2 separate regions of the Mus musculus genome follow, and region 1 is linked to region 2. A link is a loop called in an ENCODE intact Hi-C map of the cell type or tissue named here. Cell type or tissue: heart. All regions are shown on one strand. Links, peaks and the distances in the headings refer to the core of each region. The heading gives the core; the rest is flanking DNA. Region 1 holds the start of Cd209g (CD209g antigen). Region 2 has its middle 25 kb from the start of Zfp958.

Evidence for each region. Peaks named below come from ENCODE experiments on the same cell type or tissue, not always from the same donor. Only the 100,000 strongest peaks of a DNase experiment are listed, where the experiment ranks them.
Region 1: it touches region 2 in a loop (8-fold over the local background); 16 of 42 quality-filtered maps call a loop at or near these places.

What each region holds. Positions count from the first base shown.
Region 1 is chr8:4,133,997-4,150,520 of GRCm38, reverse strand. It overlaps Cd209g (CD209g antigen), which reads right to left and starts at 15,785. Exons shown (of 8, transcript NM_027343.3): 1 at 15,734-15,785; 2 at 15,501-15,581; 3 at 15,306-15,389; 4 at 14,863-14,931; 5 at 14,525-14,611; 6 at 14,142-14,293; 7 at 13,622-13,734; 8 at 12,814-13,260. The coding sequence starts at 15,327. The coding sequence ends at 13,119. In heart, for the core only: CTCF peaks have their summits at 8,597 (motif pointing right) and 10,289 (motif pointing left); a DNase peak (open chromatin) is centred at 10,250; H3K27me3 peaks cover 726 bases.
Region 2 is chr8:4,579,872-4,596,395 of GRCm38, reverse strand. No RefSeq gene overlaps it. Among named protein-coding and RNA genes, the nearest start is that of Zfp958, 25 kb to the left of the region's middle. In heart, for the core only: a CTCF peak has its summit at 7,889 (motif pointing right); no DNase peak of the experiment used is centred there; H3K27ac peaks cover 446 bases.

The DNA of each region.
Region 1 (16,524 bases), core at 4,119-12,118, 450 kb after region 2:
AAATTTGTCTGCCTACAGCCTGTGTGGAGATAAAGATGGAACAGAGATTGAAGGAATGGCCAACCAATGACTGGCTCAAGTTGAGACCCATCTCATAGGAAAAAGCCAACATTCTGACACTATAAATGATGCTCTGATATGCTTGCAGACAGGAACCTAGCATAACTGTCTTCTGAGAGTCTTCATCCAGCCACTGATGGAAACAAATGCAGAGACCCACAGCCAAACACAGGCAGAGTTTGTGGAGTCTAGTGGAAGAATTCAGGGAAGGATTGAGGGAGCCAGAGGGGTCATCACCACAAGACCTACAAAGTCAACTAACATGGGCCAATAGGGGCTCACAGAGACTGAACCAAAGGGCATGCATAGATTGGACTTAGGCCCCCTACACATTTGTAGCAGATATGCAGCTCGATCTTCATATGGAGCTGAGGCTATCTCTGACTCTGTTGCCTGCCTTTGGATCCCTTTCCCCTAGCTGGGCTGCCTTGTTTGGCCTCAGTAGGAGAGGATGCACCTAGTTCTGCTGCAACTTGATATACTAGGATGGGCTGGTACCCATGGAAGTGGGGGCTTCACTTCTCTAAGAAGAATGGGAGGAGGGAATGGGGGAATGATGAGTGCAAGGGTGAGACTGGGAGGAGAGGAGGGTGCAGGGCTATGATCAGTATATAAAGTGAATAAATAAATAAATAAATGGAAAAAACTGGAGAGACCTTGTACTAGTAACTTAGCACATCTGAAAGATCTAGGAAAACAAGAAGTAATAAAGAAGACATAATACCCCAAAAGGAATAGATAACAAGAAATAAACTAATGGCTCAAATAAATAGAAACAACAACAAAAACAATACAAAGAATTAGTAAAGAGTTCATTCTTTGAGAAAATCAATATGATCATCAAACTCTTGGTCAAATTAACTAAAAGACACAGACAGAAATCCAAATTAATAAAATTAGAACATAATTAATAAAATTAGAGGAGCAGGGTGGTGGTGGTGCACACCTTTAATATCAGCACTTGGGAGGCAGAGGCTGAGGTAGAGGCAGAGACAGAGGCAGGCAAATCTCTGTGAGTTTGAGGTCAGCCTGGTCTACAGAGTGAATTCCAGGACAGCCAAGGCTACACAGTGAAAACTATCTGGAAAAACAAAAACAAACAAAACAACCACAAATTTGTCCTGCCTACAGGATGTACAGGGATAAAGATGGAACAGAGATTGAGGGCATGGCCAACTAATGACTGGCCCAAGTTGAGACCCATCCCATAGGAGATAGCCAACCCTCTGACACTATAAATGATATTTTGGTATGCTTAGAGGAGACATAATAATAGACACTGAGGAAATTCAGAGAATCATGAAGACATACTTAAAAAAAAAACTTGTATTCCACCAAACTGGAAAACCTAAAACAAATAGATGAGATTTTGATATATATAACTCACCAAATTAAATTATTAGCAGATAAGAAATTTAAACAGATCCATAAGCCCCAGTGAAATAGAAGCAGTAATTAAAAGTCTTGCAACCAAAAAGAAAGAGAAAAAAGCCCAGGGTCAGATGGTTTTAGCACAGAATTTTATCAGACCTTCAAAAAAGAATTAATGCCAATACTCCTCAAATTATTCTGAAAAATAAAACCGAAGGAACATTGCCTTTTTTTTTTTTTGAGGCCACAGCTACTCTCATACCTAAATCACATAAAGACCCAACAAAGATGGAGAATCATATTCCAATTTCTTTTATGAATGTAGATGCAAAAATCTCAAAATACTTGCAAACCAAATCCAAGAGTGCATAAAAAAGATCACCGACTATGATCAAGTTGGCTTCATTCCAGAGGTACAAGGGTGGTTCAACTTACATAAATTGATAAACAATATACATATACATAATATACATAAATAAAGCAAAAGTAAAAACACACGATCGTCTCCCTAGATGCAAACACCTTTATAAAATTCAACATCTCTTCCTGACCAAAGTCTCTGAGAAACTAGGGATACAAGAGACATATTTCAACACAATAAAGGTGATTTACAGCAAGCCCACAGCCAGTATCAACCATAACATAGTTAACTGTTTCCACTAAAATCAGGAACAAGACAAGACTGTCCACTTTTGCTATGTAAATTCAATATAGTATTAAACTCTTAGCTAGACAACTGAAGGATATCAAAGGGAAACAAACAGGACAGGAAGAAGTTAAATTGTCTTTATTTACAGATGACATTTTTTTTTTTTTACATAAAACTAAAACTGCACCAGGAAACTTCTACAGCTGATAAACACTTCTAGTTATTATCGGGATACAAAATTAACATATAAAATCAGTAGCTTTCCTATATATTAAATGACAGACAGAAAAAGAAATCAGGAACGTATACCTTTCATTTCATAATAGCCTCAGAAATATCTTGGAATCACTCTAAGCAAGTGAAAAACTTGTATAATAAAAACTTCAAGACACCAAAGGAGGATAGTGAAGAAAATATTAGAAGAGGTTAAGGTATCCTATACTTATAGGATATGTAGGATTAATATAGTAAAAATGTCCATCCTACCAAAAGCAATCTACAAATTCAATGTAATACCACCAAAATTCCAACATGATTCTTCACAGAAATTGAAAGTATAATTTTTAGCTTCATATGGGAATACACAGACACAGACACACACACAGACACAGACACACAGACACACACATTCCTCCCCACAAGACTCCTAAGTAGAACTGTAGCCGCCTGCGGCCACACTAACTGGGTTCCTGAGTGGGAGGCCGGAGCTGTATGGAAGAGAAAGATGAGAGAAATAATGGAGGGCAAGACATGTTTCTGTTCAAGGCCCCCAAGTTTACTAAGAGTCTGTGCTTATAAAGGGGGGAGGCTCATCCCCCACCAATCCATTCTTGATGCCTGTTGCCAGCCTGTTGGTGATCAGCTGGATACTGTCTCCTGAATATCTCAAGGGCCTCTCAGCAGGTAGCAGTGTCTTGGAGAAGTACAGCAGCAGGTGACAGAACAATAGAGCTATCTAAATCGGAAGACTCCACCCCAGGTGGTCTCATACTCAGTGGCAGCAAGGTCAAAGCTAGCCTACTCAAGGCTGGGGGAGGCTACATAGAACAATCCTGAAAAAAAAAAAATCTAGAGGTATCACCACCCCAGATTTCAAGTTGTACAGCAGAGCTATAGTAATAAAAACAGTATTGTATTGGCACAAAACCAGACACATGGACAACAGAGTCAAATCAAAGACCCAGACATAAGTATGTATACCTATGAACACTTGAGTTTTGACAAGGAAGTCAAATATACACTTTGGAGAAAAGATAGCATTTTCAATAAATGGTGCTGGTCAAACTGGATGGCTACATATAGAGAAATTAAATTAGATCCGTATTTTTCACCTTACACAGAGCAACTCAGAAATGAATCAAGGACCTCACCATAAGTCCAGACTGAATCGGATGAAGAGAAAATGAAGACTAGTCTAGAGCTCATGGGCACTGGAAAAGACTCTCTGAACAGAACACCAATAGCAGGCTATAACCATGACAAAAAATAGGACCTCATGAAACTGAGAAGCTCCTGTTTGGCAAGGACACTGTCATTCGGAGAAAGGGGCAGCCTGAAGAACTGTAACAGATTTTTACCAATCACACATCTATTATAGGGTTAATATCCATATCAGAACTAAAGTTCTCAAAAGTTTAAACACAAACTGAGAAACACTTAAAGGAATAGATAGGATCCTTAGTCAACAGGGAAATGCAAATTAAAACTACTTTGAGATTTCATCTTACACCTGTCAGAATGGCAAAGATCAATAAAACGACTGACAGTTCATGCTGGCAAGAATTGGAGGGGGGAGGGAGTAAGAGAAACACTCGTTCAGTGCTGGTGGGACTGCAAATTTGTGTACTCACTATGTACATTAGCATGGAGTTTCCTCAGGAATGTGTGGTCTTCCTCAAGAAGCTGGGACTAGAGCTACCTAAAGATCTAGTTATACCCCTCTTGGACATATACCCAAAGAACTTCATCACACTACAGAGACACTTTCTCATTCATGTTCATTATGAATATGATGAGATTCATGATACCTCAAACTTGGGAACAACTGAGACGGCCATCAGTAGATGAATGCATAAAGAAAATGTGGCACATCCACACAACAGAATATTACCCAGCCTTTTAAAAAAATTATGAAATTCTCAGGTAGATGGAGCTAAAAAAAAATCATCCTGAATGAGATAACCAAACCCCAAAAGACAAATACCATAGGTATTCACTCATATATGGATGTTATCTGTCAAATAAATCTTTACTAAGCAGGCTATAATCTGTGTAAGTAAAGAGGCTAATATAGATTAAAGAGGAGAGGGAAGGATGTTCTGAGGAGAGGGAAATAGAATATAGTTAGAAAAGACATGTATGAGACTGGAACAGGAGTTGTTAATGTGAGGGAGAGCAAGGGAGGGAATATACGGAGGGGTAACTGTCACTAAGAGTCATTTGAGGAGTCATATGGGAACCTATCTCTGGAAGCTACGTAAAATATATACATATATGAAAGAAATCTTAATGGAGCCACCAAATAGTGAGGGAGACAATGTCCAAACTAGATATCTTATGTCACCATGTGAAACCTCTAGTACCAGAATGGTAATGCAACTAGATAGTTACACCTTGTTGAGTTGTTGGCCAACGGGGTCTCGTGGAAATTCCTATACACCTCATGCTACTGTTAAGGTTATTGACTACTTTCCATGAACTGATGGCAATAAGGCCCTAGTGCTAAAGACAACACTTATCAAACACGAACTGGTACTTAACAAAAGCCTTCACCCCTACTGACTAGTATTCACGGCTACAAGGTACGCTGCATCGTTCCAGAGGAGAAAGGTAAACACAAGGCAGCTACCAACCGTGTGACCTACACTGTCGACCTGCCTGCATGCTCTGCTGGTGCAATAGTGGTACAAATATTGTGGGAACAACTAACTACTCTCTGACTGGATTTAAGGCCCACTCCATGAGCTGGAACCCATTACTGACATTACTCAGCTGGTTAAGAACCTAAGACTGGATAGAATTTGGGCCTAGGGGGAAATTAACCAAGGGAAATTAACATAGAGATTCACAACAGGACGGATGCAGAGAATGAGAGATTTGGGATCATTCATTCCTAAGTGGAGGTCTTCATCAACCCCCTCCCCTCAGGGGCTACATGAAGGAGGAGGCAGAATGATTTTAAAAGGGGATGGATGACTCCAAGGAAACAATATCCCCCAGACATAGCACGACAAATGCACATATGAATCCACACAGTGAAGTCCCTCATTATTTGGTGTGGTAGCACACACAGGGCCTGCACAGAGTCAAGCCACACAGGATTCTAATGATGAGAAGGAGAAGGAGACCAAGAAGCTTTCAGAAATTGACGTCACAAGGAAAAGAAAGCGTTTTCTCCAGTGGCATTGCATGGATATATTAACCATACTTTATGTTAGGTTTCATGCCTAGCAATAAATGGCCATAACAAAATGAACTCTATGATATTTTTGTAGATGTGTTGCTTCAAATTGCTTTGTCTGTATGATTTTTGCCTGGTTGTTTTTGTTTTGTTTTTGTATTTGTGTGTGTCTTTTTAAATTTTTTTTTCTTTTTTTAAGAGAAAGGGTATGGAGCTAGGTGCATGGGGGAGGTGAGGGGAAACTGAGAGATGTTGGGGAGGCGAAGTGTAATCAGAGAATATTGATTGAAAAAAATTGAAAATATGACCCCCCCTTTTTTCCTGGTATTCAGGGCTTTTATAATAATTGGATACTGGATTTTGTCAAAATCTGCATTTATTAAAACAATCACGATTGCTGTTGTTGGGTCCATTTATGTTATTTTAAATACAGTTATTGATTTATATATGTTGAACCACTAAACCACCTCTGTAGACTTAAATTTCTCAAAACCTACTTTAATTATGGTTCTTTAATGCTTCAACTGCCCTTCTAGCCCACCCACCAGAGGTAGGGGAAAAGAAAGGTTAACAGGAAATGCAGTTGTGGACATGTTTAGAAATAGCTGTTTGGGGCAATTTCAGTCTTTGTTGTCAGCAGTCTGGTCCACTAGCAAAACACCAATGCAAATCAGTAGCAGCAGCCAGGTCCAGAAGAAGCAGAGAGGCTCCAATGAAGTGGCAAGGAGCAGCCAAAATACCACCAGAAGTTCTTTGGTGTGTTTCTCTCTATAAAGTCATGGCAAGCGAAGATCAGCAAAGAAAGCAAGGCGAACCAATGCAAAAGCGTGTCAGCAAAGACCAGCGTCAGTGAAGCCCAGTGATGGCCAACAGCTGCAAGGTTGTTCACTACCAGTCGGGTTATCCTTCTACTCTTTCCAGACATCATGTGTCTCTCAATCATCGCTCCAGCAAAACATCACATGCCCTTTCACCAAGCAACTTCCAGAAAAACACCACGTGTCTTCTCTCAGCAGAGCATACTCTCATAAGACAGTTTCTAGAAAAACATCACATGACACAACTGAGTCTCCAATGAAACCAGAAATTCCCACTTCACATCCCTGCACCTCTGGATTAGTCAACTTGAACATGATGAGTGATGTCTGTCCTTTTTTTTTTTTTTTGGACAGAGAACTCACTATATAGTACTGGCTGTCCTGAAATTCAATTACCTAAAGCAGGCTGCCTTTAGAGATCCACCTGCTTCAAGGGTCAGGATTATAAGCCTGCATCACCACACCCAGCCTATGTGACTTTGGTTTATAAGTATTTTGCTAAGATTTTTTGTGTATGTGTGTCTATGTTTGTCAGAGAGCTTGGTTTATGATTGTTGTTGTGTTCTTATTTTTGGTACCTGGATAAAACTTTAAAGCTTCTTATTTGAGGAGTACGGTCATTTCTTTAAAGATCTAGTAGAATCAGCAGTGCACCCACTTGTGTACCAGGAGTGTTTTCTCCATGTGGTGTGTGCACAGCGGTGCTCACATATTGTGGAGAACAGAGGAAAACTTTCAAGAGTCAGATTTCTTTTTTCTCCATGTGGGCTAAGGGGACCAAACTTAAATCTTAAGGCTTATCAGCAAGTGTCCTTACCAGCTGAGCCACATCACTGGGTCTACAGTAAGCATTTCATTCATCAATTGAACTTAAATACTTGATATTTTATTAAGCTCTTATCTTACCAATGTACTTTTAAATATGTGTTTAAAGAACATGGATTTAGAGTCTTCTAACATTTGCCTATAAAACCAAGACTAGCTTGGGCTACAGGAAAACTTGTCTCAAACAAAACACAAATAGAACAAACACCCCTTTTAAAAAAGTCCACCTAAACCAAACCACACCTACAGCACTAAACAGTGATATGTAAGAAAAAAGTGAAATGGGTGGATGTTTATCCTTTTGCAAGACAAATAATTCTTTCCTTCTATAGATTGCCTTGGTAATGGTGTTTTATTGCAGTCACAGAAAAGTAACCAGTAAAACTCCTAACACAAATAAGCAAAAAATGTAAAACCAGAAATGCTAACTTGTTTGGTTTTGATCATTACAAACTGGGGATATATAATAAAAGATCCATTTATATACATGTGTATATATGCCAGCCATTTTATATTTATACACTTATTTATAATTTATTTGGGATGTGGGTAGATGGGCATGCACATGGGGACAGAGCATGTGTGGGGATCAGAGGGCAATTTGTAGATATGAGTTCCCTTCCTCCATCATGTGTTTACAAGGATCAAGCTCAAGTCTTCACTCCCCTTACCTGCGGAGCGGACTCATCAGCCTCTAGTTGTGCTCACAGAATTTTCTACAAATAGTTTGGGATGCTCACATCTGGCTTTTTGGACCCTGGCTGATATGATGGTTAATTTTCATTGTCAACTTAATTTGTGATCACCTAGAAGACAAGTCTGGTAGTGTCTTTATATTTACTAGTCAGGGTTCTCAATAGAATAAATCTCTCTCTGAAACTATATATATTAACATATATATAATTGTTATATATTAATAGCTATGTGTGATCCAGCTAATCCAACAATTGCTGTCGATGAATAGAAAGTTCAGAATCCAGTAGTTGCTTAGTGTACAAGGCTGAATGTCTCAGCTGGTCTTTTGTAGACATTGGAACCTCAAAGGAGTAGGTTTTAATGCCAGTGACGACTTGCTAGCAAGGCAAGGAGCAAGCAGACAAAGAGCAAAAGCTTCTTTCCACGTCCTTACATAGGCTTCCAGCAGAAGATGTGCCCCAGATTAAAGATGTGTCTTCCTGTCTCAAGATACATATGAAAGGCATGTGATCAAAACCTCAAAAGATTCACACTAGGAATGGATTTACCCGCTTCAAACCAAGCAAAACTCTCACAGTGTGCTCTCCATTTCTGGAGTTCATCCCGATGCAGTCAAGTTGGCAATCAAGAATAGCCATCAGAGTGTCTGAGAGTGATTTCAGAGAAGCTTAATTTTTTTTTTTTTTTTTTTTGCAGGGGAGGCCCATTTTTTAAAAAAAGATTTATTTATTTATTATATATAAGTGCACTATAGATGTCTTTAGACACCAGTAGAGGGCGCCAGATCTCATTACAGATGGTTATGAGCCATCATGTGGTTGCTGGGATTTGAACTCAGAACCTTCAGAAGAGCAGTCAGTGCTCTTAACTGCTGAGCCATCTCTCCAGTTCCAGGAAGGGCCATTCTTAAGGTGGGTGGCACCATCTGAAGGGCTGTACTCTAATCCTGAATTTAAAAAAACGCAAGAAAATGTGTTCAATTCTGCCTGCTTCCTAAGTGCAAATGCAATGTGAGCAGACATTCTGGGCACCGCAGTGGGTTTTACCCTCAAGTGAAGAACCACAATGAACATTTCCTTTGCTTTTGTCAGGTGATGACTACAGCACGGAGGAAGATAGCACAGTGGGCGGGTGTCTTAGGGCTCCACCACTGTGATAAAACAGCGCTGCCAAGAGCAACTCAGGGAAGAAAGTTTATTTCATCTACACATCTATCTCACAGTCTCTCCTCAAAGAAAGTCAGGGTAGGAACTCAAGGCATAACTGAAGCGGAAGCCATGGAAGAACATTGTCTCCTGGGTTACCCAGTCTGCTTTCTTATACACTCCAGGCCCATCTTCCCAGCAGCAGCACCAATCACTGAGTAAGAAAATACCCTACAGGCTTGCCTATAGGCCAGTCTTGTGGAGGGATTTTCTTTCTTTTTTTCATTCATTAATTAATTAGTTAATTAATATCCTGATCACAGTTTCCCCTGCGTCCTCTCCTCCCAGTCCTTCTCTTTCTCATCTCCTCCCCAGACATCCTTCCTTTCCCCTCAGAGAAAGGGAGCCATGTAGACATTTTCTAATCAGGGTTCTTTCTTCTCAGATAACCCTAGCTTGTTCAAGTTGATAAAAATACCAATCAGGGCAATGGAACCTTTGTCAAATTGTCACATAAACAGAGTCATTGCTAAACCATAACATTATCTTTCTTGTTTATCCTCAAGATCTCATGTCAATATTAATGCCATAACACAAAATAGTTCAACTTTTAAAATCCCAGGTTCCTTCCTTCCTTCCTTCCTTCCTTCCTTCCTTCCTTCCTTCCTTCCTTCCTTCCTTCCTTCCTTCCTTCCTCCCTCCCTCCCTCCCTCCCTCCCTCCCTCCCCCCCCCCCTCTCTCTCTCTTTCTTTCTTTCTATTCAAGCACTTTGGAAATTCAGCCTCTTGCCTGGATGGTGGTGGTGGTAGTGGTGGTGGCCTACGCCTTTAATCCCAGTACTCAGGAGGAAGAGGCAGGTGGATAACTGAGTTCGGGGCCAGTTTAGTCTTCAGAGTGAGTTTCAGGACAGTCATGGCTACCTTGCCTTGAAAAACAGAAGAAAACAAAAAATTCCAGTCTCTTTAAGACATCCAAAGTCTCTTTCAAAATTCAAGGCCTCTCTAACACTTCAAAGTCTCTTTAAAAATCGCTGTTTGCCTCAAATATTCAAGGACTCTAAAGTCGCAGTTTTCCTAAGCTGTATCCAAGGCTTTGTAACTGTAGGCTTCTGTATACTAAAAAAAATTAAATTCTTTGAACTCCACACGAAGCAGTAGCCAGCGAGGTGGGAGGTACATCATCAGGCAATGCAGAGAGGGTTCCTGATCAAGGAGCTGATTTTCCCTGGGACAGGCTCTCTCTTTGGTCCTGAGGTCAGCGAGTGAAGCAAGGTAACCGTGAAGGCAGAGGCAGAAAAGCAAACAGAGCAACGCTTTCCGTGATGTCTGGCGCCACCCAGAGGACTGAGGGGGAATTTCCCTCTAAGAGTCTAAAAGCTCCCTGAGCGCTCGCTTTCTCTCTCTCTCTCTCTCTCTCTCTCTCTCTCTCTCTCTCTCTCTCTCTCTCTCTCTCTCTCTCTCTCTCTCTCTCTCTCTCTCTCTCTCTCTCTCTCTCATTTTCTTCCCTTCCTTCTTTCTCTCTTTCTTTTTCTTCCTTTCTCTCTCTTTTTCAATAATTTTTTATTCACTTGAAATCCTGATCACAGCCCCCCTCCTTCCTCTTCTCCAAGTCCCATCCTAACAAGTCCCTCCTGCCACTTTTCCCTCCCTTTCTCCTCAGAGAATGGGAGCCCCTCCCCCTTGGGTACTGTCCCACCCTGGGACATCTAGTCCCAGTCGGACTAGGCCTAGCCAGATAGTCCAGGTAGGGTGAAGGGGATCCAATGGCAGGGAACAGAGACCAAGATAACCTGTGTTTTGCTTGATAGGGGACCTACATGAAGACCAAGCTGCACACTTGCTACAGTGTGTAGGGCATCTAGGTCCAGCTCCTGCATGCTCCCTGGTCCAGTCTCTGTGAGCCCCCATGGTCCCAGGTTAGTTGACTCTGTAATTCCTCTTGTAGTGTCCTTGACTCGTCAGGCTTGCTCAAATCTATCCTCCACTCTTGCATCTTCCCAAGCTCTGCCTGATGCTTGGCTGTGGCCTCTGCATGTGCCGCCATCCACTGCTGGATGAAGCCTCTCAGGAGACAGTTATGCTAGGGTCCTGTCTGCAAGCAGAGCATCATTAAGTATCAGTAGTTGGTTCTTTCACAGGGGATGGGTCTCAAGTTGGGGCAGTCATTGGTTGGCTGTTCCCTCAATCTGTGCTCCATCTTTACTCCTGCACAACTTGTGTAGGACACATTTTGAGCTGGAGGTGTTATGGGTGGATTGACACCCCCTCCCTCCTCTGGAAGTCCTGTCTGGCACAGGAGATGGCCACTTTAGTCTCTATATCCAGCTATATCACTCCTGGGCATATACCCAGAAGATGTTCTACTACACCACAGGGACATTTGCTCAACTATGTTCACAGTAGCTTTATTCATAATAGCCAGGAACTGGAAACAACCTAGAAATCCCTCACCTGAAGAATGGATAAAGAAAATGTGGTGTATTTACACAATGCAATAGTATTCAGCTATATAGTAAGGCATCATGAATTTTGCAGGCAAATGGATGGAACTTGAGAATTTCATCCCAAGTGAGGTAACCCAGAGCAAGAAAGAACACTTATAAGTTGCTATTAGCCATAAAGTACAGGACAATCATGCTATAATCCACAGACCCAAAGCAACTGCATAATAAGAAGGTCCCAAGGGAGAGTGCACAGATCTCACTCAGAAGGGGAAACTAACTAGTTATTTGATGGATAGAGAGAGGGACCTATGAGTGTGTGGGAGAGGGGAATGGGGATGGTGATCAGGCATGGGGAGAAGGTGGGCAGGAGAGGGCTGGGAGTGAAATGGAAATCGGTGGAGGGGGACGAGGGGGCATCTCTGGTGACAGGCCACAGGCCTGGTAGTGGGGATGATACGGGGAGTCTATTGGGACCCCAGCTGAGGTTCCTTAGGTTTCAGATACTAGGGGAGGCTGAGCCTTTGGCATCACCAGGAAAAGGGCCTTCCTGGCTGGGAGACAGTGGGCTTGGAGACAGCGTCCCTGAGGGAGAGATGCTGGGAGGGGCTCTTTATCCTTTGCCCGGCCTTAGGTGCCAGGAGAAACAGGCTCACGGTAAGGGGAGCACCAGGTGACACTGGCTTGCTCCTTGAGGACATGGAACCTATTGGGGAGGTGGAAGAAGCACATGACACCAGGCAGAAGGTCGAGCCAAGACAAAGGGGGGGGGCAGGAAGCATGGTCTGGGTTTCTGCAGCCTGTGGCTGAAAGCACCTTGAAGTTTGGGTGGCTCTTTGTAGCCTTGGGGAGCCCAGAGGGCTGGTCATTCCTCCACTAGTTCCATGGAAGTTTGTTTTGAGAGCAAAGGATGTGCTAAGCTCTAGAACCACCAGATGATGACTGTGGCATTTTATTTGAATGCTAGGTACAGAAACCTGGAAGAAATGCTTGGGGGTCTGTGAATAAAAGAATGAATGAACTAATGAATGAAGAGAGAAATAGAGGCATGTGGAGATGGGAGAGACAGACAGACAAAGAGAGAGAATGTGAAAACATGAATGTGAATGAGAATGCACCCAGTGGGTGTTCAGGTACCAAATCAGTGTTTTTAAAAATATTCACCCAGGTGTAGTGCTGCATGCCTTTAATTCCAGCACTCAAGAGGCAGAAGCAGGCAGGTCTCTGTGAGTTCAAGGCCTGCCAGGAACACATAGTGAGACTCAAACAAACCATAAAACAAATTGCTCACAACCCAAAGATGTTGTAGACACTAATATACTAGCTAACATGAAACATTCCAAAGTTTTACCAATGAAGACAGAGTCAGAAATAGAGAATCCACTAAATACAACACATCAAACCATGTATACACTTAATAGTTTATTATTTTATTTGGGTGCTGGGGATGGGACTCAGAGAGCCACCCATGCTAGGCAAACTGGGGTGTATCATTGAGCTATACCCCAGCCCCAAGCGGGTGTGACTCTACTGAGGGGATTTGTGGAACTGAAATCACCCACAGAGGAAGAGGGAAGCGCTGCAGGGTAGGGTGCCTCAGGGACTCTCTCAGGATCTCAGAGGTCTCAGAACAGGGGCACTGGGATGAACAAGGCAGCTGGAACGGGAGCAGAGTGCCCCCAAGTTGCCTGTGTGGCTAGGGGAGCACAGACCCTCAGTAACCAGGGCAGGGAGCCGAGGGCTGCTCACAGACCCAGAAGTTGTTTGCAGTACAACGGCTGTCATTCCATTTATCTTCTGCCATTACCACGCAGTCCTCGTCCCCTTCATTATTGGGCTCCCCTTCTTTCCAGAAGCTGTAAACATTACTAGTTATCAGAGACAGCCATCCTGCCCAGAACCATCCACTCCTCATTCACTGCAGAAGTCCTGGGTCTTGGGCTTTCATAGTCAAAGTCTGAGGACCAAGCCAGTGGACAGGAGTCCAGGGCAGGGCTTAGCAAAATGTGGGATCTCATTTTGGTCACCACATCATCCCCACGCGAACCATGCCAGCAAGGTGAAAACGCAGATTCTGGGGACTCAGACTTAGGCTCAAAAGACAGAAAGTCCAGGGATGTGGGGTCCTGGATTTAAAATGTGCCTGGTGCTTTCCAACACTGAAGACCGTGTTTAGAGTGAGGGCCATCTCCCTGCCCCATGCCTCTGAGGGTTCACCTGAGTTTGAGTGGGGTGTCATCTACCCACTGCCAGGAACCTTCACTTCTGTGATCGCTGAGGCCGATCCAGGTGAGCTGATTCTTTCTGATGTGCCAGTATTTGAGGAATTGCTGAATGGAGGTGGGAGTCAGGAGGATGGACAGGAGGATACCTCCACCCTCCAAAATCCCACTCTTTCCTGCCTTCACGCATGTTCTTTCTGAACTCAGGCCTATTGCTGTTAATCAGGTTTTCTGGCATACGATTGCATCCATGGGTGGGGGTTAAAGGGCACACAGGAGGAAATAAGTTAATTTACATCTCAGTTCACAGGTGTATCTCTGGAGGGTTACACGATGACTCAGACTTTCTCTACTCCCTGCAGGTCCAACTGCTTTCCCTCTGCTCTTCCCCCAGAGGACCTCCTCACTCCATTGTGCTTCCTCCCACAGGAAGCCCTCCCAGACAGCATCTCCTTCACATCCCACAGCTTCCTATCATCTAGAGTCCAATGCCCAGGACAGATGGACCCACTCACCTGCTCTGAAACACTGTTGACAATCACCAGGTGGGCCCCGAGATCCTCGCAGGAGGAGGCAGAGGTTTCCCAGCTGCCCAGGGTTCTGGAGAAGAGGTAGCAGCTTCCCTGGAAGAGCTCCCAGTCCCAGGGACAGGGCCGGCACAGGCCAGCTACGGAGCAGACACTGAGTTCAGTGGCTGGCTTCTCTTCTCCCTTCTGCCTTGGACCTTAGAGCCCAGAGCTGGTCTCTTATTTTTTCAGTTATCCACTCAGAGCTCCCCAAACCCAGACCTCAATGCATGTGCTCTGTCCTGCCTGCCTCAGTGGAAGCCCTAGAAGGTGGATGCCAACCCATCTGATGACCCCTCTGCTCTGTCCTAACTCAGGCCTTGGAGTCTCACCCAGCGAGGCGTTGAACTGAGTCAGCTGCTGCTGAATCTGCTGGATCTGCTCCAAGCCGGAGTGTGTCTGCTCCCGAGGAACGGCAACTACAAGGAGAGGTTGGCAACAATTAAGCATCAACTGCGTGCCTGCTCCAGAGCTGGACCCATGAAATCACACTGGTGGTCATATTGACCCCAGGACCCCATTTCACAGACCACAGCACTGAGTCTCAGACTCTGTTAGGCCCAACAGGTCTCTGGCCTCCCCCATCATGCCATGCATCCAGCACGCCTGTGCCCATGGTTACCCGCCTCGTACAACCTCAGAGTCCTCTCCCACCTAGAGCCCCAGTTACCCTTGTCCAAGCTGGAGCTACCCTGCTGATCCTGGGTCTGTCCCTGTGAGTATGCACGAATCCTGGAGACTGCAAGAGAGAAGAGCACACCCATGCCCTCTTATGAACACTGACAGTACCTGGCTGTGCCAAGTTCAATTGCAAGGGAAAGATGATCCCCATTTCAGAGAAGGACAGTAAGCTGCTGGTGGTCACAGATGAAAGGAGGGATGTGGACTTTAGATGTCCCAGCTGTGGTGAATTTGGGGCTAGGCAATGATCACCACAGAGGGAAAATCTAAGAGCTCAGCTACTGTCCCATGCTGGAGTTCTTGCTTAACAAGTGCAAAAATAAAATAATAAATAAAATAAAAACAGAACTCCCTCCCCCCCCAAAAGCAAACAAGTCAACCTAAAAGCATTCTGTACTCCTGTCACCCTCTCCCAGCCCTGCTCTGACTTACCTTGAACCAGGGTGGCCAACATAAGCAAAAAGAGGCCCAAAGAGATGAGAAGCAGCAGAAGCCAGGGGACTTGGGTCAGATGCCCTGCACAACGGACAGATGGGCAGAGCTGAGCTCCCAGGGAGCAGATCCTGCTCTGCCGTGTTCCTTCTGCAGAGAATCCCCGACACCTCTGCCCCTGAGTCATCCTGGTACCTTGTAAACTCTTGGAGCTGCAAACGAGACCCTCGGGGTCATGCTCAGCAAATCCCTGCTCTCCAGATGTGACCTCCTCCTCTGAATGGGGCAGAAGATACGCAGCTGACCTTCAAAGCTCAGCCACCTCCCTCATCACCACCTCTCCCAAGCTGGAGGCCAGGACCAGATCTCTCTGGATCCTGGATCCTGGATCCTGGACCCTGCTTCCCCTAGTTGGTACCCAGCCTCACCATGATTCTTTGGCTGATGGAACTCTGGCTCTCCTGCCACCCTCTGCTTCTCTTGACTCCCTCCTCTCCACCTTCCCTCTGCCCTGGGATTTATATAACCCCATGGCCCTCTGCAGCACCCTCTGTGAGGTCGATTCTTCTCTGACTCAGGGGAAAAAAAGGGAACAGGATGGGGACACCCTCACCCCGGAAAAGAGACATGGGGAGAGAGACATTGCTTGACACAGCTAGAAGAGTAGTTAGTAGAGCAGAGACAGGAGCTATGGTGTATATTTTAGTAGCATTAGCTTGAAGCAGCCAGTTACAGTACATGTGCAGGCAGAAGAGAGCAAGCAATCTGATGCATGCCAGAGCTCCGCTCGCTTTCTCTTTCTCATCTTGGGATTTCTTGCGCGATGAATGGTGCCACCCACAGCACTTCCCTACCTCAACTAAGCAAGGTAATCCTCCTCAGACTTGCCCAGAAGCCTGTTCTACAGGGGATTCTAATTCTAGCAAGCTATTCCTCTATAAACCACACTCCGTACAGGTACTCGCACCATCACCATATAAGAGTTTTTATCTCTCTTCTGCGAGATGGAACTGTCTTCCAATGTAAGGCTGACGTTCAGTGGAGTACAGAGGAAATGTGTGCAAATAACGTATGCTGCAACGGAGCCTCAGACACTGTGCTACATGGTCTTTGTGGCATCGCTAACTCAGCTCTCAGGGTTCAGTTAGGTGTTCAGTTGCTCATAGCTGAGTTTTACTTTGTAGGTGTTGAAATGAAAATTCCATCTTTGAGGGAAGCT
Region 2 (16,524 bases), core at 4,479-12,478:
TAAGGAACGTTTAAAAGAAATATTGGAAGTTTATCCCAAAAGAAAGCCAAAATTCTCCCTAACCAAAAGTCATTAAAAGTTTGCTGATTTTTTTTTTCCATGTGAGCTTCAATATATACACTGCAGAAATTTTGCTGGATGAGGCCCCAGCAGTCAGGCTAAAATCAGACAAACAAAAATTCAAGAGCAATTAAGTAAGATCAAAAGTATTTCTGAGGTAAGCATCTAGGAGTGGAAAATTCATATAGACCCTGTCTTCTGGTTCACTAACGAGAAGGAAGGGGAACCAGGTTTTCAATAATACATTAGTAAAGCAGCTACATGCAAAGTGTATCCTTTTGCTTCTTTCTTAGTTAGGGTTTTATTACTGGAAAGGGACACCATGACCATGGAAACTCTTATAGAGTTAGAGTTCTAGAGAATCACAGAACTTATGGAATCTTTCTCTTTTTCTCTCCCTCCCTCTCCCTCTTGTTCCCTCTTCCTCTCCCTACACCCTATCTTTCTCACTACAGTCTGTAGTTCAACTAACCCAACAATGGACAGCTGTAAATGGGATGTCTAAGAACCTAGTAGTTGCTCAGTCCCACTAGGCTAGTTGTTTAAGCTGGTCTTCTGTAGAAGTAGGTTCCAACATAAGTGCTGGCAAGTAAGTGCAAGTGGTCAACAAAGAGTGAGTCTTCCTTCTTCCAGTGGCTTTACCTAGGCCTTCAGCAGAAGCTGTGGAGATGATTATTTCATATAAACTTGGTGAGTGGAAAAACTTGGTGAGCAAAACTTGATGTAAAGAGGTTCATTTGTTGTCTGGCAGTGGTGGTGCACACCTTTAATTCCAGCTCTTGGGAGGCAGAGGCAGGCAGATTTCTGAGTTCAAGGCCAGCATGGTCTACAGAGTGAGTTCCAGGACAGCCAGGGCTACACAGAGAAACCCTGTCTCAAAAAAACAAAAACAAAAACAAAAAACAAAAACAAAAACAAAAAAACAAAACAGGACCAAAAAAAAAGAGTTTCTTTTGTTTGTTTTTTTCTTCAATCTCTGTATTAAAAGAAAATTGTCTTCTGTTTTCTTTTCTATCTCCGTCTTAAAACACACTGTGTTGTTACTATCTCCTCCATGGATTGCAGCAATAGACCACTAAGAGTGGGATAAGCGAAGTCAAATTCCCCGTGTTTTGCCTCCCCAAGCAATATGTCCCACACCCCAGAGGCAAGGCAGAACTCAAACCCACAAAATGTCACCTGTCCTCCACATCATTCAGTTCAACGAATACTGTCCTTCCTACTGCATTTCTGACTTTGTCAACTTCTGCCTGAATTTTCTCTAGCACCTTTTAGGCATTTCTTGTTGTCTCCTGAAGATTTTCCCAGCCCAAACAATGACTGGCAGTCAGGAGGACTTTGTAGTTTTTTTTTTTTTTCCTTGCACAATCCACATATGGTATCCTCTGGTCTCTTTCTAGAAGAACCCTTCCTGTCTGTGACACACAGACCACATGTGTGCAGTTGATTTATAAATCAATATTGACATATGAGCCCAGGTCTTGTAAATGAAACTACCCACTGGACAACTAATGTTGATGTAGTTCCTAGGGATTGAAGAATAAAAATTTTTACTGAACTCTTCTTCACCCCAAAACTCCTCACCCTACATTTTTGAGATAAAGGCCTCCTGGAACAACCTCAAAATGAACCAGGTACTCCTTAGTTACGTAGAATCCTTTGGCAGAACCCCTTGTCCTTTGGCAGAACTCCCTAGTGATGTAAACTTGTACTTTCCCTGCCCAGTTCTCCCCCTTTGAGTTTTACTATATAAGCCTGTGAAAAATTTTGGCTGGTCGTCGATTCTCCTCTACACCACTAGGTGCCGCTAGGTGTATGAGTTTCGACCCCAGAGCTCTGTGCTTTCATGTTGCTGCTTTATTTCGACCCCAGAGCTCTGGTCTGTATGCTTTCATGTCGCTGCTTTATTAAATCTTGCCTTCTACATTTTATGTATGGTCTCAGTGTCTTCTTGGGTACGCAGCTGTCCCGGGACTTGAGTGTCTGAGTGAGGGTCTCCCCTCGAGGGTCTTTCAGGATCAGATCCATGACTCTAAATATAGCTTTTCAAACTTATATCCTACTGGTTTCCTATATAAGCTGTAACCTAACCACATGGAACCTCTCTCCATCTTTTGAACATCTGTGTCACAGAATGTCGAACCCTTGCTACTTGTCTCTCTATTTACCTTCCCTTCATGCTGGGATTGGAATTAAGAGTTCTGTACAAACTACTGAGAGTGTGACCACTTAGTCAAGCCACACTCTATTTTGACAGAAATCTCTGAGGGAAGGTCTGAGCTTGTGTCACTTGCCATTGTGTCTACTGAGCTTCACAAAAGCTGATAGAGAGCAGACCCTTCACACACTGCTTTTGATGATGATGAGGAGGAGGATATAAAATTTATACTATGTCTCCACCTGACTCAACTTTATTGCTTTCTTTTACTTCAGAACCAGATCTCCTACTTCCTGCACTGAAATGTTACCAATGCAATTATGGCCTCGATTAGTATTAAAAAGATAATTGATGAAACAAGCAGCTGTTTGGTTGAAATTCAGATTTGTCATTAAACTAAAGCATACTAAAGGGCTAGAGAGATAACCCAGAAGTTAAGAGCACTGTTTGCCCTTTCGGGTGATCCAGGTTCAATTCCCAAAACCCACAAGGAGACTCATAACAATCTATAACTCCACTTTCAGGGCATCCAACACCCTCCTCTGGTCTCTGTAGGCACCAAGCACACACATGGTGGACAGATATACATACAGGCAAAACATTTATAGAAATTAAATAAAATAAGTAAAGCTAAAAACAAACAATTCATGTCAAAATTGGTTTGACGGTTCTGCTTTACATACACATTTTAAAATTTAAAATGTATGTAAATTTGGAATAGCTGAATTGTGAAACACTCATATTTACACATTGTACATGCACAAAGCTTTTGCCTGGATAATTTCAAAAGTTTTATGCCATATTTGTAATGTAGTTGGGTGTTTTTGTTGCTTTTGTTTTGCTTATTTACCTTCCAAATTCAGTGAAATGTGTGTCTTATTTGAAAGCTTTTGGTTCTCCATTTTACTATTTCCATTTTACCTATATTCTCCATTGGTCCCTGTCCTCTATGTTAAAACTCCTACTTTAGCCTTCATTCTTAAAAAACTTTATTGCTGAGTTTGGGTGACATAATGTGTGCATTGAAAGCATATTAGAATTTTGCTACATTAAAGAAGATAATCGGGTCTGGCATGGTGGCACACACCTTTAATCCCAGCACTCAGGAGGCAGAGGCAGGTGGATTTCTGAGTTCAAGGCCAGCCTGGTCTACAGAGTGAGTTCCAGGACAGCCAGGGCTACACAGAGAAACCCTGTCTCGAAAAACAAAACAAAACAAAAGAAGATAATCTATATATTCTGTTTTTATATGGCTTAAAACAACCCTCCAAGATCACAGCTAATAAAGATTCAGGGAGTTATTGTTGAATTCAATGTCATTGAAACTTCAGGGATAAGATCGAATTAAACTCTAATCAACACATAGCACAGTGTGTTCCTGCACATTTTTTAACACTTAGATTAAGAGGCAAATCTAGAAGACTCAAAAGCTTTCCTTCATATTAATGAGTTCCAATTGACAATAAAGATAAAAATGTATCTAGATTTAAGAATCATTAGTAAAGGTTTATTCTTCTGTCATCTCAGGAAATCTGCCGAATACTAAATTAGGGGCATCTCTCTGTAACATGCTCTTGGTTTTCCTTCTTTTTCATTGTGCCTTATGTCTTTCATGAGAAATACATCGATTCTAAGTAAAGGGAGTAATAACCCAAGAACTCAGGTTTTTCTGGAAAGCATAGACTCACAAATTCTCTCACTAGCATGACTCAGTTTAGTAAGTTACTCAGAAGTATCCCTGCCTTTATTCCTGGCCATTGTCTCCATTTAACCACTTCTGATTTCAGTATGGGCATTATGAAGTGCTCTCAGCTTTGCCAATTGTTCTTGCTTATTTTTAAAAAATGAAAGAATTAGCCATGTGTGTTGGTTCAAGTCCAGCACTTGGGAGGCAGAGGCAGGCGGATCTCTAATCTCAAGGCCACCAGGTTTCCAAAGGAGTTCCAGAATAGCCAGGGCAAAAACAGAGGAAACTTATCTCACGAGATAGAGAGAGAGAGAGAGAGAAAGAGAGAGAGAGAGAGAGAGAATTTACCATAGTTCTTTTAACTTGTATGAAAAGGACCCTAAACACTCTGTGATAATGTCAAAAATTCTTTATGTAGCACTATAGCCCCAATTTTAATTTCATCCCTTTCTCTCATTAGTTTAGTCATCTGTACCTGTTCCTTTAACCCAGTTCCTCCTGTTCATCTTCCAGAAAGCAGTTCTTCATTGCTTGGCGTGAGGGTAACACTTCTTCCTATAGGGTACACCCTTCATGATACTCAAGCCCAGACAGCAACTGTCCCATCTCTCGACCTCTCTATTCTCCCAGAACAGAAATGGACATCCAGTTCTGTCCATGAGATTTTACTAACAAATATTGTATTGGAATTTACAGTATTAAATGTCATTTATCAAACTTCATTTCAATAGTGCTAAATTACTACACCTTTTCCTCTTTGTGTTATATATATTTTTTATAGACAGAGAATCTGCTGTATTCATTCTTATAGACAGAGAATCTGCTGTATTCATTCTATGTCTAGGACATATCTTATGCCATATAAAGTAACATATTTTCAGTCATGGATGTAGCTTAGTAGAAAAACACTTGCCTAGCATGCTAAGGTCCTGGAGATGATTCCTCAGACCAGCCAAAAATTAAAAACATATATACAATCAAAGTTTGGTCACTTGAGAGATACGGAAAACAACAACAAAAAACCCCTAAACTTGAAAATCATGTAGTTCAGCCATACAAAGCTACTTATTAAACTGTGTACGTTTATTATTTGGGAGAATATGAAGAAAGAGTACAATGCACTCTCTGATAACTAGAAGATCAACAAGTCAACAGTATGACAGGAAGCTGACATTTGCTTCCATGTGCAGTTTTGGCACCAAAAGAGTGAAAAGAATATTATCTCAAATATGCTTGTCAAATATTCATTGAGTGACTACAAATCTGAATTTTGTACATGGGATACTACTTTGAAAATACCTATCTCCAAAATAAGTTTATAAGTAAAAGTAGACTATATTTGAATATTTAATTTAAAAAACTTAAGGTTAGTGCTTAGATTAAAAATAATAAATGGAATATTTACAAATAGTCCCTGGTGGGTGGCCTCTACTCATGCCACATGTGAAGATTTCCTCTGTAGCAGTACTGGAATGATCCAGGCTTTCTGTACCTTCTATGGTTAATATTATAAACTGTTTAAAATAGTAGGTCACCTGAGTGTTTTAAAAGTGTTCAGAATTAATACTATGAAAGTATTTCAAACCTAAAAATTATAAAGGTTCCAATAGCAGAAGAAGTAGAAGATTAATTTGAAAAAACAAACAAACAAATCATGAACACATCAATGAAATTCAACTTAATTGTAAGCATTCGTTAGAAAGAAATTGAAACTTTATATGCTCCAGTACAGGGGAATGCCAGGGCCAAAAAGTGGGAGTGGGTGGGTAGGGGAGTTGGGGGGAGGGTATGGGGGACTTTTGGGATAGCATTGGAAATGTAAATGAGGAAAATACCTAATAAAAATATTTAAAAAAAGAAAGATCTTAACAAAGCTGCAAAAAAAGAAAGAAATTGAAGCAATATTTAAATGCCACAATGGAAATTTATATTTTATAATGATATAATACATTTATACCAATAACCTGTGTGTAGCGTAGAAAGCTGAAAGGTTACAGAATAACAGGCTTTTTTCAGTGTCAACAATAGAGAATTCGAGATTCTTCGAAATATGCCTTAAACATATATCACAACCTCCCTAGAATCCCCACTGTCAAACATGCTTCTAAGTGCAAGAAAGTGTTTTTGAAGGCTGAGAGATGTAATTAGTGTGAACTGCCTACCTAGTATGTGAAAGACTCTAGCTTCTATCCTCAGTGCCACAGAGGAAAACAAGCATCTATATTCTTGAGCCACCTTATCCTTTTTATGTGCCTACGAACCTCATTAATTCAAAGACACTCTTTGTGAGGGCTATTCCTGGTTGTCATCTTGACTACATCTGGAATAAAGTACAATCCAGAAATGGAGGGCACACCAGTGATCCAGATCTTGAGGCTGAAAGACACAGACTTCTGGCCCAGATCTTTTAGTAGTAGTAGTAGTAGTAGTAGTAGTAGTAGTAGTAGTAGTAATTTTTTTACACTCCGTATTTTATTCCCTACCCCCACCCTATCCCCCGAATCTACCCTCTAGCGACTGTTCCACATCCCATACCTCCTCCCACCTACCTGTCTCCACATCGTTGTACCCACACCCCACTCCACCTGACCTTTAAACTCCCTGGGATCTCCAGTTTCTTGAGGGTTAGGTGCAGCATCTCTGAATGAACACAGACCCAGAAGTTCTGTACTGTATGTGTGTGTTGGGGGCCTCATACCAGCTGGTGTATGCTGCCTGTTTGGTGGTCCAATGTTTGAGAGATCTTAGGAATCCAGATTAATTGAGACTGCTGGTCCTCCTTCAGGATAGCCCTTCTCAGCATCTTTCAGCCTCCCCTAATTCAGCAACAGGGATCAGCTGCGTCTGTCCATTGGTTGGGTGCAAATAACTGTATCTGACTCTTCAGCTGCTTGTTGGGTCTTTCGGAAGGCAGACATGGTAGGTACCTTTTTGTGAATGCTCCATAGCCTCAGTAATAGTGTCAGGCCTTGGGACCTCCTGTTTGAGCTGGATCCCACTTTGGGCCTTTCACTGGACTTTTTTTTTTTTTTTTTTCCCAGATCTTGACATGGAGATCTTGAGGCAGAGTGACCATGAAAAGCTTAGACCTAGGCAAGTTAGTATCTGCCTTTAATCCCAGGAGATTGAGGCAAGAAGATGTCTGAGTTCAAGGCCAGCCTGAGACAAAGCAAGTTCCAGATCCAGGCATGATTGTACACAGTTTTAAACTAGGCCACACTTTCTGCTGGAGGTCTATATAAAGGCATTGGAAGGAGAAAGACTTTTCTATTGCTTGCACATCTGTTGGACCAGATAAAACAACTACCTTCGTGGGACTGAGCAACCGCTAGATTTTTGGACTTCCTGTTCACACCTGCCCATTTTTTGGGTTAGTTGAACCAAATCAAGTCAATACAATAAATTCCCTTAATACATAGAGACATTCCATAATTTCTGTGACTCTAGAGAACCCTAACTAATTGCAGTGTTCTTGCTTGATCCACTTGAGAGTTCTGCAGTAATCCAGACCTGCTCCCTGGGAAAGGGTCTGTGCAGTGAGTGACTGGGGTCCAGCCTTACAAGGGATGTTAGGCCTTCAACACAGTGGGCCAAGCAGTTCTTGGCCACATAGGGACTGCTCCTCTCATCCTCCTCTCTACCTGACACAATCGACTTTGAAATTGGGTTGAGTAATCTTTCCCAGCTGCCACCTAAGTACTAGTTCTTCTTTTGGGTCCAGGATCCAAAAGGCCCATTCCAGAACAGAGTCTCTGTTGGGTGGGGGTGGATCTTAAGAGACATCCTTTGCCAGACTACCACAATTCCCACTGGGCGACCCCAGGCACAGGCGGGGAAAATGAACACAGAGAGACCTAAAATCGATCTCCAGATGCCCCAGGGGTGCCTGCTGCAAAAATTTATCCAAACTGAAAATTTCTCAGACCTGGTGCCCCAAACGCTGGATTTTTCCTTTGTTCTGCGGCCTGGCCACAGTAACTAGTCCAAATGACCACTAGAGGGCACTGTAGAATTTAGCATCCTGTGTGATCCTGAAATTTTCTGCCTCTTTTCTGGCAAGTGGCCTGAACTCTTTAAGTCTGGGTTTGGGGGAACTTCACTCTCATCCCTCCCTCTGTGGCTACAGTTCAGGTCTTACTAGCAAGGATGATCACAATGGCAGACCCTTGCCTCCAAGGCCTCAGACCACAAACCTGAGCGAGTCCCCTGCCTTGACAGAGCCTTGCTTACCTCTCCCCGTGTTCCTGTTGCAGCTGCAGAGGTATGGATGGATCACTTATCTGTGAATTGGCTTCCAAGCTCTAGAGTCCGACTCTTTAGCCCACTGTGTCTTCCACACGTCTCTGGTTCTCACTGCCTGTCTAATTGGACTGCACTATTCGCTTTCTGAGTCCAGCCCAAACCAAGGTAAGCATTCTCTCTTCCTTCATGGACTCAGATTTTATTACAACAGCTTGGCCTCATTTAAAAGCTACAAATTAGTACACCTGATTTCCAAATTCTCACTACCACAGACAAATGACTTCCAAATATCTTATACCTAAACTTGCTCTGTTCTGTGCTCTCCAAGTCTCTTTTCTCTATGCTGTACTTCCCCACTCTTACAAATCTTGTGTACCTGATTTCTTTGCACTCTGCCCTCAAAATAGAACACAAAAAGAAAGAGAGATTATTGAGATTAGATAAACTCTTTACCTAAAGATTAATAAGTTGCTCATTGGGTATAGTTTAAAATCTATACAATGTGCAACAAGATTTGACTTTAAACATATGTAGTGGCTATTCCTGGTTGTCAACTTGTCTATACCTGGAATGAACTACAATCCAGATCTTGAGGCCGGAAGACATAAGTTTCTGATCTGGATCTTGGCATGAACATCTTGAGGCATGACAGCCATGAAAAGCTTAGGGCCAAGCAAGGTACTACATATGTTTAATCCCAGGAAACTGAGGCAAGGAGATCTTTGAGTTCAAGATCACCCTGGGACAAAGCAAGTCCCAGATTCAGGCATGGTGATACACACTAATTTGGGCCACATCTTCTGCTAGAGACCATATGGACATTGAATAAAGGAAGTTTTTGTTTTTGTTTTTGTTTTTCGCCTTCTTGCACTTACTTGCCAGCACATCTGTTGAAACCTATTTCTACAGAAGACCAGCTGAAACAGCCAGTCTCGTGGGACTGAGCAACTACTAGATTCTTGGACTTCCCATTCACAGTTGCCCATTATTGGGTTAGACTACAGACTGTAAGTCATTACAGTGCATTTTCTCAATACAGAGAGACATTCCATAAATTCTATGACTCTAGATAACCCTGACTATTACAGAAGTTGGCACCTGGAGAAGGGTATTGCTGTAATAGGTTCGACCATGCTTTTGTTTGGAAGAATGCACGTTTTGGAATTTTGGATTTGGAAAGCAGTAGAATGCTTTAAATGGGGCATAATGGGCTATCCTAGTAGGAATGTGGAAGACTTTGTTACTGAGTATGATTTAAATTGAGTGGACCTGGCTCAAGAAGTTTCAGTGGATAATTCCAATGTGTGGCCTAAAGACTGTGTTTGTGGTATTTTAGTGAAGAATGTGGCTACTTTTTGCCCTTGTCAGAAGAGTCTGCCTGAGGCTAAGGTGAAGAGACTCAGATTAATTGCATTGACAAAGGAAGTCTCAGAAACACCCATCAAAGACTTTGTTCTCTGTAGCTGCCTGCAGCTATATGGTTCCTGAATGGGAGGCTGGAGCTAAAAGGAAGGAAATAAGGAGACAAGACAAGATACTGATCAAGGCCCCAGAGTTTACTTAAGAGTCTGAGTTTATAAAGGGGGAAGGCCCACCCCCCACCAAGCCAGGCTCTTGTTGCTTTGTCCCCAGCCTGTCAGCACTTGTTCCGGAATGTCTTAGGAAGACAGGTTCAGCCTCTCAGCGGGTAGCAGAGTCTTGGAGAGGTGCACAGGTGCCAGAACAATAGACCTATCTAGGTCGGGAGACTCCACCCTAGGTGGTCTAGTCCACAGTGGCAGAACAGGTCTGAGCCAGCCTGCTCAAGGCTCAGGGAAGCTACAGTTCTCTGGTTCAGTTTCATGAAGAGCATTTTAAACACGCAAAGCCAAGTTGAGAAAGAAAAAATAAAATATATGGTTCAAGAATTAAAGGGATACCATGTAGTGAAGTGGAGCTTAATCCTGTGATCAAGGAGATAATGAATTAAGGGAGTGGGACTTTTGGGCAAGATTCTACCCAGCTACCTTTAGATCCAGGCATGGTGGTACACACTCTCAACCCCAGGAGATAAAGATAAACAGATCTCTGAGTTCAAGGCCAGCCTAGCACACAGCAAATTCTCGGTTTAGAAAAGCTTAAATCCAAGCATGATAGACCACACACTATTCCCAGTGTTTAGGAAACAGGCATGCAAATCTCTCGAATTCAAAGTCAGGCTACAGAGCAAGTTCCAGGACAAGCAAGCTTAGACAGTAAAGGAGTTGGAAAAAATGAAAGCTAGTGATAATGTAATAGAACAAGGAGGCCATGTTCCAGCCCCAGCAAGTAGCAGAATTTGGCAAGTTTGTCCATGTGGCTCTGGTTTTAGAGTTCAGAATAGAAAAGACTACTGGGACAATCGATGCTGGTTAGCTGGAGCTAAGAAATTAGTGGTGATTAAGAAGAGACCAGCATCACTGAGGCGAAATCTTCTGGGAAGTATATTCTGAGAGCACAAAGAAGCTGTGTTCCACAGATAGCCAAGGTTGTACCTCGTGCTGCAGCTGTACTTGATAATGTGTAAGTCACCCAGGTGGTACTGGTTTTGAAGGCATAAAGGTGTCATGGAGAGTAGCTGAGGCTTGGCACTGTGAGAGGCCATGGAAGGCCATTGGTGAAAGTGCAGCCCTAATTGCAGTTGATGCTCCAGGACTGAAGAGGTCATACAAAGGAGTTGAGGCTTGGCACCATGAAGAGAGCCTTTGAAAGGCTATTGGTGAAGCTTAGTTGCAGTGGAAGAGCACAGTGTATTGGAGATGCCAGGGCCATGGGATGATCACCAAGAACAGCAGCAGCAGTGGAGTGGATCAACATGAGCTTAGAGTGCTACAGATGGCAGAGCTGAAGAAGTGACAAAAGCCCTTTGGGGGAGCCCAGAAAATCATTTATGGATCCCAAACACTGAAACAAGAAGCTGTAACATTGAAGTTGCCTTGGATACCCCAAGATGTTTGATATGCCAGAGCCATGGGCTATCTGCTGAGGAAAGCAGAAAGCTACTAACAGGGAGTGGGACCAGTCCAGTAGAAATTAAAAAAAATAAAAATAAAATAAATAAAAAAATAAAAACTTTGTTGCAATAAACAAAGATGAAAAAGGAGTTGGAGATCTGAAGATCACTTTGACAACATGGAGATGCAGAGTGTGGAGTTTGCTCAGCTGATTTCCTGTCTTTGTTTGGGGATTACAGTTAAGTGATTAGATGAATCTCAGAAGAGACCTTGAACTTTGGACTTTTAACATTGTTGAGACTGCTATAGACAGACTATGGGGACTTTGGAAGTTGGACTAAATGTACTTTTTTATTACACTAGATATGGCCTCCATAGTTTCATGTGTCTGAACAAGCCTATGAGGACCGGGAATGGAATGGAATGGTTTATAGATGCTTGGCTCAGGGAGTGTAACACTAGAATGTGTGCCTTGTTAGAGTAGGTGTGTCACTGTGGGTGTGGGCTTTACAATCTTCATCCTTGCTGCCTGGAAGCTAGTGTTTTGCTAGCAGCCTTCATATGAAGACACAGAACTCTCAGCTCCTCCTGCACCATGCCTGCCTGGATGTTGCCATGCTCCCGCCTTGATGATAATGAACTGAACAACCTGAAAGCCAGCTCCAAGAGAATACTGTCCTTATAAGTGTTGCCTTGGTCATGGTGTCTGTTAACAGCAGTAAAACTCTAAGACTTTTTTTTTTAATTTCCTTAATATCCTTCTCTTTGATTTTGCTAAAATTTGATGTATTACTGATATTAGATGTGGTAGCTGTTAAAGCCTGAAACAAATAGCTATCTAAGGTGTTTATTAACATATCACAGTTGCCAGGTTCTCCCCAGCATCTCTCATTCCCTGCTGGTTAGAGGTATGTCCATACCCCTACCGTAACCTTCTCCAGCATAGGGGCTGAGTTCCCCTGCACCCAGCTGCTTTTCCCTATATTGTCCAGATATTTTGGCCTCACTGGTCCTTTTTACCTTTTTTTTTTTCTTCTTTCACTCTTGGCTGCTTCTTCAGTTTCTCCTCTCTCTTCCTCTCCCTATCCCCCTCTCTCTCTTTCTCCTTTTCCCTCTCCCTCTCCCTCTCTCCTCTCATGGCCTAGCTCAAGCTCAGTTTGGCCATGTTCACTCTGGATTCTCCTAGATGTCTCTGTCTCTGCCTCTGGCTATGCTTTCCCTCATATCTAAATACAACTTCTCCTCTACGATATCTAAGAGCAGTCATGCCCTTTTCTTCTTCTTCTTCTTCTTCTTCTTCTTCTTCTTCTTCTTCTTCTTCTTCTTCTTCTTCTTCTTCTTCTTCTTCTCCTTCTGCTCCTCCTCCTCCTCCTCCTCCTCCTCCTCCTCCTCCTCCTTCTTCTTCTTCTTCTTCTTCTTCTTCTTCTTCTTCTTCTTCTTCTTCTTCTTCTTCTTCTTCTTCTTCTTCTTCTTCTCATTCAGTAGCTTTTGCACATTCCTCTACCAATATCCTTAAAGCTGTTATTACTGTTCATGAGTATTCCTCACAATCATGTAATGATGGAAAATGTAATTGCAGGGTTCTAAGCAAGAAAATCAGCATCTTGAGGAGATTTGTAGCAGGTGTTAGTAAACACAGAGGGTCACTGCACAAACACTGTAATGTAAATGGCTAACACTGAAAATTAAAACACACTGCAAACCATCAACAAGAACAAAATATTACTTATAGGAAATGTTTGCACCACATCATTATTGACATACTCCATTTAAAATTTTGTAATGCATTTAAATATTTCATCTTAGTACATATGGAATTGTCTTTTCTAATAATTCTACTTTAAATATTTCTCGCAAGGAATTTTATCTTGTCTCTTTATGCTTCTTAGATTTTCTACAAAAAGCCAATCAACCTCTAGAAGAAAGCAACATGAAATATGTGTCCTTTCCCACTGATTAATGATGGCCCATTTCCATTATCAATTCTGAAAGAACCTAGTGGGGAAACCCCCACTCTGTTCCTGATTCTGCGTGCACCCAAAAATCACGAAGAGGACCGTCTTGATGTAAACACATGAGGTAGTTTAATGACGGAGCTGTGGACCGGCATGTATCTCACACAGGAGGTAACGGATGTCAGCCTCGAGGCTCGAAAACTAGGGGTTTTTATAGAAAAAGGGTCTGGGGCTGGAAGAGGAATTGGCGCAGTTAAACACAAATGTGCAATTCAAACACCAGAGAGCAGTATGTGATAGTAACACAAATGGGCAATTTAAACATCAGAGAGCAGTATGTGATAGTAACTCTAAAGGGAAGGTGATTATCTTGGTTGGCAGGACATCTGGCTAAAATCCAAACCATATCAGCAGGTGGTTCATTACTCATCTTGAGCTTTTCCAGAGCATGCCTTTCTTATCTCAATGGCTAGTTGGTTCCTGGGATGGCTTTACAGTCTTTGTTCTTTGCTCTAAGCCCAAAAAGCCCCCTTAACTGGCAAGCCGCATGAGTCATTGACCTTGAATAAACTTTCTGGCTAGGGCTTTAAAGTCTTGAATTCAGTTTTCTTTCAATACAAACTGACTGTCTATGTTGACCTAGAATATCATAGTTTATAAATATTTCAGGTTATGTGTTTTGGAAAGAATATATCCTTAAAAATATGAAATGATGAGTTAACAGTGGAAAGATGACTGTGGTAAATGAAAGTGTCCATTCATTTGAGAAAATGAAAAAGAAGGCAGTCCTTTGGGAGTTAGAAATAAGTCACAAAACAAACCGAGACAAAGAAACAAAGAGAACTAAAAGCTGGTTCTTTAAGACTACTGAGAGACATTTAGTGAATCAATGAATGCTGGTGTGTGTGTGTGTGTGTGTGTGTGTGTTCCAGCCCCAGAGGTTCTTCTTTCTTCACTGCTCCTCTTGAGGCAGTGAGAGGGACGAGCTTCAGCGGGGTAAGACTTGGTCTTATGATATAGTTAGAGTTGCTGTATATTAAGGTTTACTTATCTTAAGTCTAAGTCACTTTGTCACCTTAGATGACTTGCCTGAGTTTCCTTGAGACCAGAAACAACAATCTCTGGCATTTAGCACCTCATCATAAAACAGCAGGGGATACAGTAAAGGATTAATTGCTTGACCAATTTCCTTCTTGTCCAGATGCCTCTCTATTGTCAGGCTAGGGGTAGGGTTGAAGCATTAAATTTCAGTTGAACTCAGAGAGTTACACTCGCAGAAGGAAAAACTTTACACAAATAAATATGGATTAAACTTACATAAATTCATATACAGATTCATACATATACATGCATACATTTCCATTCCAACAAGTTAAGCTCAGCTTACATACTATCTCATAATTACACACACACACACACACACACACATCCATACTTACATATGCATATGGAGCAAAAGACCAAGTACCAGTGCAGAAAGAACTTACTCATTCTGGATGAAAAATAAGCTCCAATCTTTATTTCCTGAAGAAAAAAAAAGCTTCTACCCTTTTACTGCTAAATGAATTAAAACCAAGTGAGAAGAAAGCTTTGTTCTCTTTAGAAGACTAAGCCTGCCTTGCTATTAAAAAAAAAAAGACATGTTCTGTCCCATGGTAAGGAGAAGCCTGGCTGCTCATTCTGCTTTCTCTGCAGTTTATTCTTTTTTCCTCCATTTTCCCTCTGTATTCTGCATATTACTCTCTTTATTTTTTATGTTGCCTTATAATTTCTAAGTTATTCTACTTTGTATTCTTCTTCTAATCTTGCTGTCTCCTTCTGCTCCGATTTAACAATGTTCTTGCTCCCAATGCCTTTACTCCCAATGCTATGTTCTCAAATGCTATCTCTCCAATGTAATGTTTCCTAGTCTTTTGTACATTTTCTAAAAGAATAAATCACATGGTTTTTCCAAGCATCCCTTTTTTACGCAAGTCAACTAGAAATTCAAACATAAATTCAAACCATAAATTGAATGAGAAATCTATAACAGAGAATGTTTACATGCATATCCATTAAGAATAATTATCTGGCTAAATGTTCATCATCTGTCACTAACTCTACAGATTCATGGAGGGTTAAAAAACATAATTTTTGTGACTAAGGTATTAGTGAAATTTTGTATAGATAAATGCAGTCAATATTTTATCTTCTGTCCTTGCACCTATAATAATCCTCAGTTCCCATTTTATGACCTTTGGTTAATTGTTTTACAATCTCTTAGAATGTGCTCTAAGTTGCAGATGTCTGTTTGCTACCTCAAAATCAATAAACTGGTGACACTTGAAGACTCTCAGAGTTCTCTATTGCAGTTTTGACACCAGAAAGGACTTAATAGCAGTCTTATCATAAAAAAAAGCTTAATAGTTACTAATACATTTTTAGGAATTCTTATAGGATCATCATTAAGAGTTAAGAAATCAGTACATCTTCATTGTTCTGGAAAGATCTGCTCAAAAGGTGGGCTAATACCTAGTGATTGTTTTATATATATATTTTAACACGAAAAGCATAATAATAACAGGAATCTTTCCTAATGTGAAATTCTCAGCCTTGCCTAAAGAAGCAATTCCATCATTAACTTTAACAGTGCATGGTGGAACCATCTCAGGAAGATCACCTTCTAGTTTTTAGCTTATCTTTGATGACTTCTGGGAGATGAAAAAAAAAGAGGGATGATTATAATGAAGAAAATCAGAATTGTAAAGACATATGTGATAAAAGATACAGAGGATAATCTAAAACATGAAGGGGATATTTTATATACAAGACCTACCAATGTTAAATTAAGATAACCTTGGCCTGGATAACATAAATGGATGAAGAACATGTAGTGACATACAAGAAAAAATGTCATAAGTAAAAATAAAATGCAGCACAAGATGAACTCCGTGTGGGTTTAATCAGAGAATATGCACCTAGCCCTCACGAGACTGGAGGCCCCAGGGAGTTTAGAGGTCTGGTGGGGTGGGTGGTGGGTGGTGGGCAGTGGGTGGTGGGGACATCGTCAAGGAGACAGGGAGGTGGGAAGGAGATATGGGATGTGGAATTGGAGGGTGGACTGGGAGGGGAATAAAATCTGTAATGTAAACAAATAAACAAATAAAAGATTTTTTAAAAGATAAAAGTCATTTAAAACAGAAAATCTGTACAAATTTTTTCATAGGATGACTATAAAGAAATGGTTATTGTAGAGAATAATGGGAATAGGAGAAGAGAAGGCAGACATAATTGAGGATAGCTCGGGATCACTCATGAAAGCCTTTAGGCTAAGGAAAAGAGCTATGTGTTATGCCACATCCACCAGAAGACCACTGAGATGCATATACCACCATTTTATGTACTACTGCTCATTCACAGCAAGCCTAGCTTTTCTCACTACTTGTTACTCTCTATATATCATTTCTAACA